2 separate regions of the Homo sapiens genome follow, and region 2 is linked to region 1. Evidence: chromatin loops called from intact Hi-C (ENCODE). Cell type or tissue: PC-3. All regions are shown on one strand. Each heading gives the region's core, and the rest is flanking DNA. Links, peaks and the distances in the headings are about the cores only.

Region 1 (5,000 bases), core at 1-5,000:
TGGACAGGGGTCTTCTCTGAGTCCTTTCTCTTAGGGAAATATTCCCACTCCCTTCAACCCCTCTTTATAGTTTGTGGTTTTTCAGTCCTCTCTGTATCCTTTTAAATGGGCCAGTCACCTTTTAAATGGGTGATGTTCCATTGTTTAAATAGATTGGATTTTTCACTGGACTCTGTCCAAAACTAAACACACTCCTGGAAACGTGGCTGGCACAGCAACAGTGGAGAGCCACCTCCTCGCTGTGGACACAACCGCCAGCGGTCAATCCGCTTCCCTCAACACCGTCATGTCCACACAGGGACCTGGGCTGCTGGATTCCTAATCAGTGACACTGAGCTTTTATATAACATCAAAGAGGGATTTGTGCTTATACTTCTTAAAAGGCATGTTTTTGTGGTTTGACTGTCCTCCTAGCCTGACACAGTCTGAGCCTCCTCAGGCGGCCTCAGGGGTTGGGATAGAGTGGAGAATTCAGGCAAGAATGCCAACCCTAGCTCCAGGCCTGGGACCCACAGGCCTGGGGAAAAGAGTGGTTGCCCCGTCTTGAGACAGCCGAAAACTGTGTCCCCAGGATTGTTGGTTTCATAAAAGCAAGTAGCTAGGGAGGCCACATTTACAGGGGATCACAGAACACTTGGGTAGGGGCTTGCTGTAGGTGTCATCAGGGAAGTGGGGGACGGCAGGAGGGATGTGGCCCAGTACGCAGATGAAGACAGGTGATCATCCGCTGGGCCACACGTGGCAGGGATATGGGCAGAGTGAGCTTGGCTGGCCCCAGGCTCCAAAGCTGCCCAGCCCCCGCTGAAGGTGAGGCCTCAGCTGGTGGGAATGTCACCTTCCAGGTGACTGGCTGGCTCCAAAGGCCTTTGCATGATCTCCAGGAGTTTGGAGGGGAGAGGCCACATTCCAAATCCAGCTTGAAAAGTGCTCTGTATCACCCTCAGCACTGAGGGGGCCAGAGTCTAGGAGGAAGGAGGCACAGGGTTGGGGGGCAGCCCTGACCTGGTGGCCGCACCTGCCAGGTCCCGAGAGACAACCCATCTCACACACATTCAAAAACACACACCAGGGAGCACATGGCTAAACAAATCGCACTAAACGCCAGGAAGGCAGAGGGGCTGGAATGCAAAACACCCCCTGAAAAATAAATCTCTGCTGGGGCACATTTCGAAGTTTTGCCTTAATCGTTCAGGTCGCCCTCCTGTTCTTCTCACTTTACAACTTCAGCCTGAGACACATTGACCACCTTCCACCAAAGTAGACCATGCTCTTGAATAAGTCACATATCCTTTCTCTACTTGGTTTCTTTAATTTTTGTTTATTTTCTTTTTGTAAGACAGGGTCTCACTCTGTCACCTAGGCTGGAGTGCAGTGGCAGGATCATAGGTCACTGCAGCCTCAAAATCCTAGGCTCAAAGCAATCCTCCCACCTCAGCCTCCCCAGCAGCTGGGGCTATGGCACATGTTACTGCCTTCAGCTAACTTTTTTTATTTTTTGTAGAGACAGGGTCTTGCTTTGTTGTCCAGGCTGGTCTCAAACTCCTGGCCTCAAGCAATCCTCCTGCCTCCACCTCTCGAAGCGCTGGGATTACAGGCATGCACCACCACACTCTACCTGTTTTCTTAATTTTTAAAATGAGGGTAATAGTGTTAACACTTCCCCGGAAGATTACTTCCCCAGAAGAAATGATAAAGCACCACCTTTTCCCTCCCAATTTTCATGAAAATAAACTCCTTCAGCTTGTGAACACCACCAAATTTAAATTCTGTCATTTGAGATCCTCAGGCAAGGCAAATTCTCAGACCCTGTGAGGCTCACCAGGAGGCGAGGAGCTCTTCTTGTACCTAGGGGTGGTGAGGAGTGGATCATCTTGCCCAGTCGGGCTGGGCGCAGGCATGGGGATCCTCCAGGACCGTGGCCCATTCCCTCAGAACCACAGGCTGACGACTTCACATCACTGATGTTAGCCCTTTCTAGATGTTACCACGACTTTTACTGATTTATGGATGACTAAGTTCTTTTCCTAGTCAACCTCAGAAGTCTCACAGTGCTACACAGAAAGAACTAGGTTGATACCTGCAAGGTCAGAGCCCATACTCCCATAAGCTATTTACCAGCAGTGACACATGTCTGCAAACCATTTCACCTCCCCATCTCTCAACGTATTCCTCTGTGAAATGGGAAATGATCCCTGCCCTTCCTTCCTCACACGTTTGTTTTGAAGCTCAAATAAGATCAAGCACTTTGAAAACGTTAAAACACCAAGCAGTGGTGAAGGGTTATATTATTATTATCAGAAACAAGTCTGTTCTCAGCCAAGGCTGTCTTTATTTCTGAAGTACGTGAAATACCAGGACAAGGCTTGTTCTACCTGATGATAACTGACAATAACTGAGCAGACAAGGACTCTGACACTCTTGCTTGTCTATGGTTTATCAGTGGTTCTCCTACCTGCTTTAGGAATCACACTGACCCTCTTCCACATGAGGAGATCTAATTTTCTAATTCGGCTGCTGCCCAAGTGCTTTTTTGGTTTTTGTTTTTGTTTTTGTTTTTGTTTTTTTCGGAGAAGGTCTCGTTCTGGCTGGAGTACAGTGGCACGATCTCGGCTCACTGCAACCTCCACCTCCCAGGCTCAAGCGATCCTCTCACCTCAGCTTCCTGAGTAGCTGGGACTACAGACATGCGCCACCATGCCCGGCTAATTTTTGTATTTTTTGTAGACTCGGGGTTTTTCCATGTTGCCCAGGCTGGTCTTAAACTCCTGAGCTCAAGCAGTCTCCTAAATTGCTGGGATTACAGGTGTGAGCCACCACGCCCAGTCTCAAGTGCTCTTTCTCACCCTCCACCCTGCTGTCCTCATTCGTGTCAATGCACAGTTCCTGAGCCCCAGCACCATGGCTACTCTTTCTCCATAGCACCCTGCTCCTCCTGCCTTCTCTGGGCAGTTTTTCCAGTTTGGTCTTCCCAGCCCTTCTGACTAGCCAAGCAAGGATTTATGGATACTTAGAAAACATACATCAAAAGAAAGGAAGAACAGCATCAAAGGGACTTTCCAGCAGATTAACCTGAAATGTCTGGATACAACACACAACTTTCACCAAAGAGGATTTAGTTAATACGCTCTAAATGCTCCTATCAGTTGGATATAATCATTTGTGCAAGAATAATGCAATTCTTAAAGTATTCATGAAATTGTATGCTGCCGTAACATGATTAATCAACTCTGATTTATTTACCTTACAGTCATTATGTTTTCAAAGCAAACTCCCACGGGAGATGGAATCTCAAATTACTGGATTTAACTCTCTGCAAGAAAGAGAAAATATTCTTTATAATGCATACCACATTGCTAAATAAATGTTCTCATCCTAGCATTCTGGTTTGAAATTTTTTGCAACTTAAAATTTCTATGAAAACCCTATCTCAGTGTAATCCTCTATTCAGCCTAGTAGTTCTAGAAAGTCTGTACTTCTGACTACTTGCACTGATATCTCTGCCACCCTCCATTCTGACTACCCAATTTTCTGGAATTAAATAAATTATCCGACGAGAGTTGGATACAGGTTGTATTAACTGCACAGCCCAGAAAATTTCCACAGGGGACATTTCCAAGGCCTGCAGAGCCCATATGAGACATGCAAATCTCATTTTTCCACATGCGAGATAAGAAATAAACACTGCTTGTTTATATTTTTCTCCAAGTTGCAATCACTTCATAGAAATTATCCCATGGATTTTATTTTATTTTATTTATTTTTATTTTATTTTATTTTAGAGACAGGGCCTTGCTCTGTCACTCAGGCTGGAGTGGAGGGGCATGGCTCACTGCAGCCTCGACCTCCCAGGCTCAAGCAATCCTTCCACTTCAGCCTCCTGAGTAGCTGGGACTAAAGGCACGAGCCACCTTGCCAGGTTAATTTTTTAATATTTTTGTGGAGACTGGATGGGGGGTTGGGGTAGGGGAGCATCTCACTGTATTGCCCAGGCTAGTCTCGAACTCCTGGGCTCAAGCAATCCTCCTGCCTTGGCCTCTAAAAGTGCTGGAATTACAGGCATGATCCACCACACCCGCTAACTGTTTGTTAATTAATACTTTGTGATTCAGAAACAACAGATTGTAAAATCCTCCTGTGGACAAAAATTGGCACAGAGCTGGGCGCAATGAATTCTCTGAGTAGAGAAAGTGGAACCTTCCCATCCGTCAACACCCAGCCCAAGGCCTTGTATGAGGAGAAGTTCAATAAATAAAAGTTGGATTGCTGGAATTCGTTTTTTTTTTTTTTTTTTTTTTTTTTTTTGAGATGGAGTTTTGCTCTTGTTGCCCAGGCTGGAGCGCAGTGGCACGATCTCAGCTCACTGCAACCTCCACCTCCCAGGTTCAAGCAATTCTCCTGCCTCTGCCTCCCGAGTAGCTGGGATTACAGGTGCGCACCACCCCACCATGCCCGGCTAATTTTTTGTATTTTTAGTAGAAACAGAGTTTCATCATGTTGGCCAAGCTGGTCTCAAACTCCCGACCTCGGGTGATCCACCCGCCTCGGCCTCCTAAAGTGCTGGGATTACAGGCATGAGCTACCACACCCAGCTGGATTCATTTTTTTAAGTGCTATTAGAGCTATTTATAGCCCGCAGAGTAACTGAAATACTATACATTGTCAATCAGCATAGTAAGTAAGGAATAGTGACGGTCTATACAAGTAATTTTGTTTTTGTTTTTTTGTTTTTGTTTTGAGATGGAGTCTTGCTCTGTCACCCAGGCTGGAGTACAGTGGTGCAGTCTCAGCTCACTGCAACCTCCGCTTCCCCGGTTCAAGTGATTCTCCTGCCTCAGCCTCCTGAGTAGTTGGGATTACAGGCAGGTGCCGCCACACACGGCTAATTTTTGTATTTTTAGTAGCAACGGGGTTTCACCACGTTGGCCAGGCTGGTATCAAGCTCCCGACCTCATGTGATCCGCCCGCCTCGGCCTCCCAAAGTGCTGGGATTACAGGCGTGA
Region 2 (8,244 bases), core at 1-5,000, 640 kb before region 1:
CCGTGATCTCTTTCCTAAACTTCAGACATGTATCAAACATGTTAATAGAACATTCCCACTTGGATTCCTATTTTGGATCTAAAATTTAACATGTCCAAAAGAAGAAAGGCCAAGAGGCCTTCATCACCCTGTATGCGTCATCTCACATTGCCCTGTCCAACACCCCCATCCTTCTGTATTGTAGGAATCTTCCCAGCTGTCAGGGTAAAAACCCAGGTGCACCCCCACCACTGCCTTGTTTTCTGTCTTGCCTCAGGTCATTTTCCAGTGTCAGCCCTTTCTCCAAAATCTGTACCCAGTTTGGCTGCTTGGCATCATCTCTCCCCTGGTCCATGGCACCATTATACTTTGCAGTGTAAGCAGTCTGATTTTCCTTTAAAGAATTATATCTGGCCAGGTGCAGTGGGTTACACCTGTAATCCCAGCACTTTGGGAGACTGAGGCAGGAGGATCCCTTGAGGCCAGGAGTTCGAGACCATCCTGGCCAACATGGCAAAACCCCGTCTCTACTAAAAATACAAACATTAGCTGGGCATGATGGTGCACACTTGTAGTCCCAGCTACTCAGGAGGCTGAGGCAGGAGAATCGCTTGAACCCAGGAAGCGGACGCTGTAGTGAGCCAAGATCACACCACTGCACTCCAGCCTGGGTAACAGAGCGAGACTCCATCTCAAAAAAAAAAAAAAAAAGAAAAAAGCATTCTATCTGTTTCAAGCATTGCAGTGGCTTCTTGCTGCAATTAGAAGAAAACCTAGTGTCCTTGTCATAGCCTGTCAAGGCCTTTGATCTGTTTCTTGCCTCCCAGCCCCCATTCTCACCCCATGTTATGTCAGGACCCATCACTCTCTGCTCCAGGTCCACCGGCTCTCTCTGCGATATAAATGCCAGGCTCATTCTTGCCTCCTGACCTTTGTAGATTTTTAAACTAGAGTGACCTTTTAGCCAAATGTTAGCTCCATTCAGGGAGATCTTGGACCACAAGTAACTCTGTGAAACAGCCTGGTGGTGTGCATAGTCATCCTACCTTTTTCTCTGATAATTTTTCTCTTCTTTCTCAGTGGTGTAGTTTTGGTGTAACACTTTAATTCAGTAATAGTAGCTAAATGAAGAAGAAAGAATAGGAAAGAGGACAATTAGGATTACAAGCTAAACAATTTCACTGAGACTATCTTGAAGCGTATACAGCCTCAGGGTTTCCTTAGTGGATCTCATACAGGTCTAGTTACATCCGGTACCATGCTTGTGGAGAGAGGCCTATTTAGCCAGTCAGAGCTTTGGGCAAGAAGAAGCCTGGCTTTTCCCTAATCTTATCTACTTGTCTCTTTTTCTAAGTTTCCCACATGTGTTTCCTTTGTAAGAAGAAAAACTAACTGCAGTGAACCAAAAAGATGGAGAACCAAGAAGAGGGAGAAATTTATTTCCACATTCACAAAGTATTTGTGCTTGTTAAATTTCTGATTTTTCTCTAAGTATGGGACACTTTTGGTATTTCTCTAATAATTATGAGTTGAGTCAACGCGTATTACATTTTTTTTGAAGACAGTGCTTTTCTACTGTATGGAATTTGCTGTTCTTTTTTATTATGAGTTATTTCTTGTTAAGGAGCACTGGTGGAGTTCTCCCCACATATTCTTAAACCTGCTGATTAAGTCAGTCTGTTTTCATCCTTCAGTTTCTCTAAAACCATTTTAAAGTGCGTAGGGTGTATACATTTTTTTTTATTTTAACAATTCTCTTCTTGACTACAGAAAATGTTAATATTATTTTTATTTGAAAAATGCATGTTCCACAAAACACTAAACAGCTGGTTTTAAAAATAAACTTTAATTCCAGATTGCCTAAGACTTACTTGAACTTAGAAAGATTTTAGAAAGTTCAATAAAAACTTATCAATAATTGGGAAGCTCTGTTAAAGGAAAAATTTAAACTATTTGTATGTATTTATATGACTGTTGTTATGCCAATTGTCGTTCTCTGGACATTTGTTTTATGAGTGTTCTTTTCTTTTAGCTTGATAAAGATGACATGGTATACATGGAAGCATATGATAAATTGTTGGAGTCCTGGTTAACTTTGGTTCAAGATGACAAACATTTCCATAAAGGCTTTTTTACCCAACATGCAGTTCAAGTTTTCAATTCCTATATTCAGTGCCACCTAGCTGCTCCAGATGGCACAAGAAATTTGGTGAGTTTTAAGCAAGATGGTAATTAACAGTCTATTTCATCATAGGCTATATTTTACCATGTTACACATTATATAATGCCAGAAATTTAGGATGGGTTCCCTCAGAAGATTTGCTGGGAGCAAAAGTGGCCTTGTTCTCTGAGTTCTTATTAAAATGGGATGTTGCCTATGTATATTCCTTTTCAATTTTCAGTTACCCACCTCTTTCTGTCTAGCTGTCAAGAGATATGAATAATTTGGGCCATGGATGTCTGGTTATTTCAGTGACAGAAGTTCAATTCTCCCATATGGGAGGTGGGTTGTGGGTGTGCAGTTAGTTGTGTTGATCACCATGGAGTGATTCCTGTACTTCTTGCTCTTGTATGTTTTCCCCCTTTTGATAACTACCACGGCTGTCAGCATTGTTAGAAGGGAGTTCCTAGATAGCTGTGCTCAAAGGTCGGCTGTGTCCCCTCTCCTTTTGCTATGCAGTGCTTAGCTATCTAAGCTATGTTATGGAGCCACAGAAGTGCACGTTGAATAGGCAATGCAGTTCCTCATTGTTTATTTCTTTTACTTGCAATAGACTGCCAATGGTGTGGCCTCTCGTGAGGAGGAAGAAATAAGTGAACTTCAAGAGGATGATCGAGACCAGTTTTCTGATCAACTGGCCAGTGTAGGAATGCTAGGAAGAATTGCTGCAGAACACTGTATACCTCTTCTGACAAGGTACACACAGTCCAAAGAAACCCCATGGAGCAAATATTCTCTATTCACAATTCCCTGGAGAGCACTTAAAGTGTTTAAAGACTTTAAACACCCCCACCCCGTGTCCCAGCACACTGGAACAAATGGACAGAAACATACTCATGATTGCGTTCCTTGGCTTAGACATTTGGAGCCCAGGCACTACAGCATAGATGGCAGAGAGATTATGGAAAACATGGTATGAGAAATGATTTGACCCATATCAGTAAAAACTTGGAATAACCAGTTTTCAAATGCCTGTTGTAAACCTTGATTGTTTGTAAAGCAGTGTTTTAATTCTATGTTATAAAAAATAAATCATAATTCCTATAGTGCTATGACAACAGTTGTGTACTATAATGTTTTTGTATATGTGTTTTTACGCTAACATTCAATTCATGTTGTCTAATATATGGAAGTTGTAAGTTGTTCCATGTCTTTGCTTATTGAACTTTATGAAGCTACTGTTTTCTTCTCTTTTAGTTTATTAGAAGAAAGAGTAACAAGACTCCATGGTCAGTTACAACGACATCAGCAACAGTTACTTGCTTCACCGGGTTCAAGCACTGTTGACAACAAAATGCTTGATGATCTCTATGAAGATATTCACTGGCTTATTTTAGTTACAGGTTGGTTGGTGGTTTCTTTTTAAAATGTAATTGCCAACTGAGCAATTTAAGCCTTAAAAGAAGCTTCCTATATGAAAAACAATAGTGTATATATAATATTGGATAAAATTTGGATACAGCCATTTTCTGTCATAGAACTATGGATGCATTTTTAAAAAATACTGGCTAATATGTATGCAGTGCCTATTGCATACCAAATGTTTCATGGATCTCATTCTACCCGCTGAATTAGTATTGCTAGGTAGTATTACTATTATCATCATCATCGTCATTATCCCCAACTAATAGATGAAGAAGCTGAGACTTTGAGAGTATAAGAAACTAGCCCATTGTCACACTGCTATTAATTTTTAGAGCCAGAATGTAAATCTAGGCAGTCTGACTCTTAGGATCTTCTTTTTTGACCACCATACTATTAGTGTTTCCATATTTTAAATAATAAGCAAAAAATCTTGACTTTTGAAAATGAATTCCCTAATATTGACTTCTAATATAGATAGTAGCAAAATTTCTATTAACTTTACAGAATACAGTACTGAAAATTATTTAAGGTAGTAGATTAAAAAGCCCCTATGAATTACAAAATTGGTGAATAAAACATTTGTCCTTTTCTGTAGTTTTGAGGGTTACTTATCTGAGACATAGAAAGTTTTTTTTGCATAAACTTGAAATTAACAGGTTAACATTTATAATTTACATCAATTTATATGATGTATATAAATCAAACTGAAAACATTTATAGTACAATTTGATAAATGTAGATTTGTTAAGTGTTCATTTTTAATTTTTTTTAAACTGAAGGCTACCTCTTAGCTGATGATACTCAGGGAGAGACTCCGCTAATACCTCCAGAAATAATGGAATATTCCATTAAGCATTCATCTGAAGTTGACATTAATACAACACTTCAAATTTTGGGATCTCCAGGAGAAAAGGCTTCTTCCATCCCAGGGTACAACAGAACAGATTCTGTGATTAGGTAATATAAACTCTATAGCTGTGCTCTTGTAATTTTTATACTGTTTTATAAATTCTGAGTTGATGGGTAGATGACTGGAGTGATAGGCACGTTGTAAATCTGATACATGAAAAAAATGAAAACTTGGAGAAGCCTTGAAATACACAAGGATGGCAAGTACTCAGTATATTTAGGCAGTGCCACTCTAGTGAGAGTTGACAGCTATACCCAGTACTGAAGAAAAGTAATGTCAAATTATTCTGAATACAATGAGACTTGGAAGGGACATTGAATGTAGTTAGGAACATAACGCCTGTCCATCAGAGAGCAATACTGATGCATGCAGGCGCCCTAAATGAAGGGAACCAGATGAACGTCAACAAGTATCGTTCATAAAAGCTAAAACTACGTTTCGGTGGCTTTCTCATGGAAAATGATAGATAAAAATTTGTATCTCGTAAAATGGAAATATGTATTCTAAATGTGAAACTTAAGAGCCCTGTTATAATACAGGAGAGTGCCTCAAATGAGGTGATTCACTTTAATCTTCCTAATACTAATGGCAAAATTTTCGTTAATTCTTAATGGTGAAATTAAGGAGGGATAAGCCTGTATTAAAAATGTTCCGGCCAGGCGCAGTGGCTCACGCCTGCAATCCCAGCACTTTGGGAGACCGAGGCGGGCAGATCATGAGGTCAAGAGATTGAGACCCTCCTGGCCAACATGGTGAAACCCTGTCTCTACTAAACCTGCAAAAATTAGCTGGATGTGGTGGTGTACGCCTGTAGTCCCAGCTACTCGGGAGGCTGAAGCAGGAGAATCGCTTGAACCCAGGAGGCAGAGGTTGCAGTGAGCTCAGATTGCACCACTGCACTCCAGCCTGGCGACAGAGCAAGACTCTGTCTCAAAAAAAAAAAAAAAAAAAAAAAAAAAAAAAAGGGTCCTGAAAGTGAATTTGAAAACAACATGTGAAATTTCAGTATCTTTAACTTTATTTTAAATGTAGGTTGCAAGCAGAGATGTCAGTAATGATATTAACATTGGTTTTTGTCAGCTGCAAAACCAGTAACTCAAACAGGATGCTGTCCCCTTCATTCTTTTTAGTATGCAAAAATATATGGATATCATTTAAACATGCAATAGAAAATGTGGCTTTTTAAAAAATAGTTGAAATATTAAGCTGATAACCAAGGAAATGTTGGGGAATTTATTTCCTTTATTGTTGCATTCTCTTGTTTGAAATGAAATCATACTTTATTGAAAAAGTTATATATTCATTTTAGGATTACCTTAGTCATTAGATTTAGTGTCTCTGGAAATCAGTGCTTTGCTCTGGTTTGGTTGGTGGTGAATGTTAATTTAAAAAGCAGTTCATTTCAGGGTGCTGTCATATTATATATTCTTTGTTATATTTTTTGCTTGGGCAGTAGCATCAGGAATGCTTTCCTTGTATTTTAAGTGCTTTTTCCATTTTTGTCAGATGTTAGTGTGGGAGCAAAACATTTTGGTATCTGAGAGCACAGACTATGGAGGATTGGGACCAAAAAAAAAAAAGTCACCATGTTTTTAATCCAAAGAATTAATATGAAATTTAATGTTATATGGTAGAAACATTTCTTGTTTCACTAAAAAAGCAGCTCACATTTCTTAAAACAGGTATCATTTGAGAAATAATTATTGACTGCTGACAACGTAACAGGGAGCCTTCGGGTATTTGAACAAAACAGATAGAAGTCACTTCTCTTTTAGAACTCTTTATAAAGGAGAGAGAATAAATAAGTAAATTATGCAGTATGTTAGAAGACAGCAAATGTGACAGGTAAAAAGCTAGAGTGAGTATCAGTAGGGATTGTTGTAGTTGTCATTAGTGTGATGAGTGTTGGCTTTATCTAGAAGGTGACTTGGGAGCAGAGATGTGAGGTTGGTAAGGGAGGCCATGAAGGTGTCTGGGGGGAGAGCATTCCAAGCAAAATAAACAGTGAATGCAAAGGCCCTGGGCCTGCTTGGCATGTTCAAGAACAGCAAGAATGCCGTGGTGGGTTGAGCAGAATGAGGTGGAATTTTTTAGGAGATGGAGTTAGGAAAATAGAGGGAAAACAGAGAAGGTCTTAGGCCTTTGTAACATCTTTGGCTTTTGTTCTGAATGAAGCAGCATGCCATTGTAGGGTTTTGAGCAGAAGAGTAACTTAAATGTTAAGAAGTTTACTCTGCTGCATTAAGAGTAAATGATGGAGGCTGGGCACTGTGGCTCACACCTGTAATCCTAGCACTTTGGGAGGCCAATGTGGGCAGATTGCCTTAGCTCAGAAGTTCAAGACCAGACTGGGCAATATTGAAACCCCATCTCTACTAAATACAAAAAATTAGCCGGGCATGGTGGTGCTCGCCTCCTGTAGTCCCAGCTACTCAGGAGGCTGAGGCATGATAATCGCTTGAACCTCGGAGGCAGAGGTTGCAGTGAGCTGAGATTGCACCACTGCACTCTAGTCTGGGCGACACAGCAAGACCCTGTCTCAAAAAAAAAAACAAAATGCAAAAAAACCCGAGAGTAAATGATGGAAGCCAGGAGACCAGTTAGGAGACAAATTGTAGTAATCCAAGAGAAAGATGATGGTGGCTCAGACCTATAGTGGAGGTTGTGAGAGGTTAAAGCTCTGTTTGATTTATTGTGCTGACTTTGGATTTATGACATACAAATGTAATCTAGGATTGACTTAGAAAATATGAGAAACTGAGTGCTGTTTGAAATATATTTGTAGATATAGTGCTTTAAGGAATTGAAGTAGGAATGGGGTATTAATCTTGGAATATCAACAACTTAAAAATATTTTGGTGTTTTTATGAGTTGTATTTCAACTCCTATGCGTGCCAGCATCTGAGGATACAGTTAGAAGTGTGTAAGGGTGTTATAGGAGCTCCTGGTTCCCCTAATCTACGGGCAGAGGAGAACCAGAGGGGGCTTCTTGAAACAAGAGTACTTTAGGCAGTGACAATAGCATAAGCAGCAATGTTATAGGAAAGGGGTCCCTGAGGGTTCTTGGATCTTGCACAAGAAAGAATTCAGGGCGAGTCCATAGAGTAAAGTGAAAGCAAGTTTATTAAGAAAGTAAAGGAATAAAAGAATGGCTATTCCATAGACAGAGCAGGAAGTTCCTGAAAATAAGAAATAAGAAAATAGGAGGAACACGTCCACCATAGGCACAATGCTTGTGTGTATGTGTGTGTGTGTATATATATATATAATGTGTGTGTGTATATATATATAATGTGTGTATATATATAGATATATATAGTGTATGTATATAGTGTGTATATATATATTGTGTGTATATATATAGTGTATGTATATATAGTGTATATATATGATAAAAAAGATGGGGAGATGGGCTTTGCTACAAGGGTTTGTGATAAAGGATTACTTTTCTTAATTACTGTATTTTGCAAGAATCAATATTACTATCTTTAAAGCAAAATTAGGAATGCCTTTGTTCTCCAGATGTCAGAATATCTGGACACTCCCAAGTCTGGGTCTGTTTAGTAAATCTTATTAATTTGTTCCCTTAACTGTAAACATCTAGAGAATAGGGAATGCCTGATTTTCTGGGAATGCAGCCGTCAGGTCCCAGCATCATTTTCCTAGCCCTCACTCAAGATGGAGTCAGTCTGGTTTGATGCCTCTGACAGTAAGAGAGCCCTGCTCAAGTGAGAAGAACTTAGGTGTGGCTGGTGTGTGACCCAGGAGG

Evidence for each region. A loop is a pair of places that touch in the nucleus more often than their neighbours do. Peaks named below come from ENCODE experiments on the same cell type or tissue, not always from the same donor. Only the 100,000 strongest peaks of a DNase experiment are listed, where the experiment ranks them.
Region 2: it touches region 1 in a loop (7-fold over the local background); 1 of 110 quality-filtered maps calls a loop at or near these places.

Annotation. Positions count from the first base shown.
Region 1 is chr13:20,163,858-20,168,857 of GRCh38, reverse strand. No RefSeq gene overlaps it. Among named protein-coding and RNA genes, the nearest start is that of GJA3, 5.3 kb to the right of the region's middle. In PC-3, for the core only: no CTCF peak of the experiment used is centred there; DNase peaks (open chromatin) are centred at 2,957 and 3,247; H3K4me3 peaks cover 812 bases; H3K27ac peaks cover 995 bases.
Region 2 is chr13:20,803,735-20,811,978 of GRCh38, reverse strand. XPO4 (exportin 4) reads left to right here. Exons shown (of 23, transcript NM_022459.5): 10 at 2,012-2,188; 11 at 2,754-2,896; 12 at 3,398-3,543; 13 at 4,345-4,522. Among named protein-coding and RNA genes, the nearest start is that of EEF1AKMT1, 34 kb to the right of the region's middle. In PC-3, for the core only: a CTCF peak has its summit at 2,114; no DNase peak of the experiment used is centred there.